Regions from separate parts of the Homo sapiens genome. Here region 2 is linked to region 1. Evidence: chromatin contacts called from ENCODE Hi-C or POLR2A ChIA-PET data. All regions are on one chromosome and are shown on one strand. Each heading gives the region's core, a stretch centred on a gene start or an enhancer-like site at or near the end of the contact. The rest is flanking DNA. Distances are from core to core; before and after follow the strand shown. Region 1 overlaps UACA (uveal autoantigen with coiled-coil domains and ankyrin repeats). Region 2 has its middle 25 kb from the start of UACA.

Region 1 (2,768 bases), core at 8-2,507:
TTCCTTTATATCCCATTTGGAAAGTAGAAATAACAGTTTGACTTAACTTGAAGGGTTCTTCTTCAAGTTTAAGAATTGTGTATATACAACACTTAAGAGGTTTTTTCTAAACAATTTTGAAATATAATCCTTATTTATAATGCTGTGTTTTTATTATAGATCTAAATATGAGAACAAACATTCTTTCTCATTATTAATTTGGCCATGTATTTTTAATATGGGAGACATGTATTAAGACTCACTGGAAGGAAATCCTGTGTGAAATAGCTGTGTTTGGGGGAAAGTTATGCATTGGTGCAGAAGTATTATTCATTTAATAAATAAAAGGAAGAGCAGCTAACTTTTAATATGTTTACAAAAACATATGCTTTCCTGTAACCCTCTGCTTTTATATATATAACCTTATAATTCCCATTTTACATTATAAAAATATTGGCTAATAGTGTAATGTTTGTTTTCAGTTTAGTACTTGAAGAGTCTTTTGAGTTGTAGCGAACCTATTTTTGTTTAATTAATATTTCTTTACAAAGCCAAAGGTACAAAAATATCTTTTGTTTGTTTTTATTGTAATCAAACCCCATCAGAGGCTCTTTAATAAGTGTATCTGTTTTGCCTTTTACTTTGTTGAGAATAAACATAGCTTTCTAAAACTCTCCTGTTTTGAGATACATATCAAACATTGGCAAAAATATTTGTTAAAATTCACCGTAACTATTACTGTGTTCATTGGTATATATAGGGATAGAAGGCACAGTGACCCTCCTTGGTTTTTAGCTTTATATTTAAAAAATTTTACTTATGACATTTAGGCTTTTTAAGAACTCTTGTCGAATACACTTTTCAAAAAATACCAAGGAACAAAATTTATTTTTTTCCAAATAACCAATTGTGTAGTATTTTTAAGGGAATATTAAACAAAATCTTATCCAGCCTGAAAGCTTCATTCTTGTATGATACACATTATAATTTGTTCTGTTTAAGATCTATGTATATATTTACTTAGTAATTTAATGCATCTCCTCTTGAGGAAGGGTAAAATAAGTAATATTACAGTACAAATGATAACTGTTAAACGTGGAGAAGCCACATCTTGTCTATATTTTACATAAACTGTTTTAAGTGCCCAGACAGTTCTAATAAAGTAACAAATACCTGCATTAGGGAGGGGCAGACAGTCTGGTATTTGTACAACAGACTAGAATAGAATCAAACCGGGTGGTTAGGAAATCTTGGCAAAGCAGTGGTTTCTGAGTCTTTCTGACTCCAGTTCTTCAATTTTTTTTTTCAGATTTCATGGCCACCTTAGATGCTGAAGAGGTTAGATTTATTATTTAAAACATCATCATCTTTTTTGTCCTTTATATTTTTATGTAGAAGAATCCGGTAAAGTGAGATTAAGCCTGTTCTTGCCTTGGTCAGGAAAATGATTGATAGGATATAATTTTCCCTTTCTTCTGTTTGTTCCATTGAGTCCAAACTACATACTTTCAAATCATACAGTGGAAGGATAACAGAAGTGAATGAGGCATAATTAACTAAGGATAAGGGAAATAATAAAGAGAAGAGAGTCAGGGGTCAGGGAGAAAGAAGCTGGCTGTACAGCTTTTGTTTCCCCGGTATATTTTAACATTCTTTTCCTTTTCTATTACATAAGCTCTAATTTGCTGTTATGTAAGTGGGAGTAATAAATAACCTTTGGACTAAATGGAATGGGGGAAATATTTCTAGCCATCATCAATCCAGTGAACTGTAGAACAGTTCTTAATTGTGCAGCCTAATCTTCAAGGAATGTTTATGCTTCGTAAGCTTTGCTGTCTGCTGTTTTGAATTGTGATAGAGCTTGTGTAACAGAGAATGTTGGTAATTATAGGGTACTATAGAAGCCTGTGTACTTTTTTAATTAGGTGTTTTGGGGGAATTTGCCTAAACATCAATGATGTTTAGTTTTATTTAGGATATATATTTTTCCCATTGGAGAAGACTTTCTTTTCTTGGAGCCTTATCTGGAGGATGGTGACTTTATGAAACTCTGTTTTGGGGAGTGCTATTTTTATGGTTGTTTTTTTAGCATGGTTCATTGTAAAGTTTATTTAGATTTCTAGGTTTGAAGTGGGTGAGGTATATAAGATATCTATTATATTAAGGTAATTGATCCATCTTATAAACATTTCAAAGCAAGTTAAGATTCAGCTGGTAATATTGCTCAATATAAATTCTTGGAAGTGAAAAAAAATAGTATGTCAGGATGAGTTATTTTTGTAGACTTGATTCCAAAGTGACCAAAAGAACTTCATGAAACTACAGTTGCCTTAATCCTTCAAGAAGTCCCTTTTGAAAAATGTTTACGATAAAACTGAGGAATCCCATATTATAGATCTGGTGGTGTCTGCCTTCTTATCTCATCCTGGGATTGTCTTACTCATTATGCATCAGCTACATTGGCCTTCTTTCAGACATCCAAGCTCCTTTCACTAGTTGTTCCCACTGTCTGGGATGTAAATTCCTTGTCACTCGGCTATCACCGTCAAGATCACATTCTTACAACAGCCTTTTTCAGTTACCCAACCTAACAGTCAACTCTCAGCATTTTCATCACATCTCCTTCCCTATTCTTTCTCGCTCTGTCGCCCAGGCTGGAGTGCAGTGGCGCGATCTCGGCTCACTGCAGGCTCTGCCTCCTGGGTTCGCGCCATTCTGCCTCAGCCTCCCGAGTAGCTGGGACTACAGGCGCCGGCCACCGCGCGCGGCTAATTTTTTGTATTTTTAGT
Region 2 (3,025 bases), core at 173-2,672, 74 kb before region 1:
TCAAACTTCTAAATATATGCCAAACTACTCATATTAAACCTTACAATAAATGTGAGCTATGCATGTATTTAAGAAACATTATTAAAAGCAAGTAAGATAATTATTTACATTCTTATTGCAGTTCAGAGCCATGGGTAGCTGGAGCCTGTCCCAGCAGCTCAGGGTGCAAGGTGGGAACCCACCCTGGAGAGGGTGCCATTATCTCACAGCGTGCAGCCACACCCACACTCACACCCACACTCACTCATCCTGAGATGAGGTAGACATGCAAATTCACCTCATGTGCATATCTTTGGGATGTGGGAGGAAACCCACGCAGACATGAGGAGAACAAGCAAACTCCACACAGATGTCGGCCCCAGACAAGAATTTATTTTTTTTTTTTCTTATCAACATTATAACAGAGGCCGGGTACAGTAGCTCATGCCTGTAATCCCAGCACTTTGAGAGGCTGAGGCAGGTAGACACTTGAGGTCAGGAGTTTGAGACAGGGTTCTCTACTAAAATTACAAAAATTAGCCAGGTGTGGTGGCACGTGCCTGTAATTCCAGCTGCTCCGGGCTGAGGTAGGAGAATTGCTTGAACCCGGGAGGCGGAGGTTGCAGTGAGCTGAGATCATGCCACTGAACTCCAGAACTCCAGCCTGGGCAACAGAGTGAGACTCCAACTCAGAGAAAAAAAAGAAAAAAAAAAAGGACAACGTTATTCAAGGCCTTGTTATCCTGTAAAATAAGAGTCACTTGAACCCAAGCACCGTGATACGTGACAGTCGTCTTATAACAGAGATGGCTATCTAGTGACTAACGAGCAGGTAGTGTCTGCAGTGTGGATCCACTGAACACAGGGAGGGTCCACATCCCAGGCTGGATAAAGTGGGACAGTGCACATTTTAAAACTCATGAATTGGTTATTTCTGGAATTTTCCATTTCATATTTTCAAACCTTGGTTGACTGTGGGTAACAAACATCAGAAAGCCAAACCATAGATAAGTGGGGAGGAGACTACCATTTGAGACATGTCTGAGTCATCTTACAGATATAAGGATTTGTGATGCTTAGCATAACCCATAGTTTACAAGAGGTCTAGGGTCCAAAGGTTGGGAACCACTGACCTATTGCATTTATTGACAATGAATCACAGTCCTGGTGATGTTGCTTGCAACTGTCACCTAACTCTTCAGGTCTCACCATCTCCCTCAATTACACTGAATCTTTCCTGAGGACAGGAACGTCCACTTATATGCCTTTGTACACCCACAATGCTAATGGACCCATCAATTAAGGACCATTAATTGAGCACTACCCATGAGGAGGACACTGAATTAGATTCTGTGGGAGGTAGGAAGTGCAGAGTCCAGTTTCTGCCCTTCAGATCTCACATCTGGTTAGAGATATGGCAAATGCCTTTGAGAAATGAGGTAACAATTTAATGGCTAAACTTCAGAGTGAAAGAGAGGTTATGGGATAGATTAGGAAATGAGTTGAACAGATGCTGACTGCTATGAGTACAGAAAAGGAGGAGTTAAGAGTATGCTGCTGAGCTGGAAAACTATGTAGAGGGGTTTGAGTGTGTGAGCCTGAAAAAGGATTAGTACTCAGGCACTTCTTTCAACTCCTGGAAGGTGCTCAGAGAGTAACTGAACAAATACATGCATAAGAGAAACACTTTTGGTCATTTGCTCCAAGATAGGCACAAAGTGAAACCCTTACTTTTTTTTTTTTTTTTTTTTTTTTTGAGATGGAGTCTTGCTCTGTAGCCCAGGCTGGAGTGCAGTGGAGCGACCTCAGCTCACTGCAACCTCCGCCTCCCAGGTTCAGTGATTCTCCTGCCTCAGCCTCCCAAGTAGCTGGGATTACAGGCACCTGCCACCAGGCCTGGCTAATTTTTGTATTTTTAGTAGAGACAGGGTTTTGCCATGTTGGCCAGCTGGTCTTAAACTCCTGACCTCAGGTAATCCACCCGCCTCAGCCTCCCAAAGTGCTGGGATTACAGGCGTGAGGCAATGCATCTGGCTGTGAAACCCTTACTCTTAAAGAACAACATTTACTCTGAAACATACAGAAGTCAATTTTTTGAAGGTGGCAGTGGATGAAGAGGAGATGTGCCCTGAATCCCATGATCTCTTAAGATGTCGCTGGGGTCCAGAAATTGTTTAGGTGAAACTTTCACAGAAGAGAGCACTGATGCTTCAATAGTGAAGTGAGTTGGCCAGGATCATACAATCAGTTAGTTCGCAGCAGAGCTGGGACTTGACCTCTAAGAGCTGGACTTCAGGGCTAGTGTTCTTTCCACTTGATCTTGTTACTCCTAGAATCCCCTCCTTTTTCTTGAACTTGTCAAAACAATTTGTCTAAAAGGAGTTTGCCCAAGCCGAATCCATTACACCACCCTGTTCTAATTGAAATGCTAGACTGATCTTTATTCGCTTACTATCTGAACAGGCCTTAATTAGAAATTAGGAGCAACGCCTGGGTCCTGGCCAATGCCTCAAAGAAACTGTATTGGCACCCGCAATGCTAAAACCATGGTTGTTAAAGACAAACTGCTAATTACAAAATCCAAACCACTGCTTTGTGGGTTGTGGGGATCTCAAGAGAGTGGGTGGGAGATGGGGCCAATTCTGGAGGGGCCTCCTTTATTGCCATTGATTTTTGGCCACAACAGAGAGCTGCCTCCTTTTTTTTTCTTTTTTTTTTGAGACAGAGTTTTGCTCTTGTCGCCCAGGCTGGAGTGCAATGGTGCAATCTTGGCTCACTGCAACCTCTGCCCCCCAGGTTCAAGCGATTCTCCTGCCTCAGCCTCCCGAGTAGCTGGGATTACAGGTGCCTGCCACCACGCCCGGCTAATTTTTCGTATTTTTAGTAGAGATGGGGTTTCACCATGTTGCCCACGACAGGCTGAGCTGCCTCCTCTTGGATGCCACAAACCAATTAGGTTGGGAACCCTTCCAGGGAAGCTGCCTCCATCTGGGAAATATTTGGGCAGCCTGGGTGATCTGAAAAGTCACTGGGGGGGATTGTGCGG

What was found. A loop is a pair of places that touch in the nucleus more often than their neighbours do. ChIA-PET counts read pairs that join two places held with the same protein, here RNA polymerase II (POLR2A).
Region 2: a loop to region 1 is called in a map of Caco-2, with 4 times the contacts of the local background. The contact joins two enhancer-like sites. A Hi-C loop is called at or near these places in 1 of 168 maps with a recorded cell type or tissue (Caco-2). POLR2A ChIA-PET finds 5 or more read pairs at or near these places in 4 of 52 experiments (A549, AG04450, HEK293 and 1 more).

Annotation. Positions count from the first base shown.
Region 1 is chr15:70,713,185-70,715,952 of GRCh38, reverse strand. The region is part of intron 1 of UACA (uveal autoantigen with coiled-coil domains and ankyrin repeats); the gene reads left to right. Among named protein-coding and RNA genes, the nearest start is that of UACA, 49 kb to the left of the region's middle. RefSeq lists an enhancer at 2,158-2,697. Within about 2 kb of position 1,257, at least 5 of the 41 ENCODE cell types and tissues checked have a DNase peak (open chromatin) inside an H3K27ac peak, as active enhancers do.
Region 2 is chr15:70,786,656-70,789,680 of GRCh38, reverse strand. No RefSeq gene overlaps it. Among named protein-coding and RNA genes, the nearest start is that of UACA, 25 kb to the right of the region's middle. Within about 2 kb of position 1,422, at least 3 of the 41 ENCODE cell types and tissues checked have a DNase peak (open chromatin) inside an H3K27ac peak, as active enhancers do.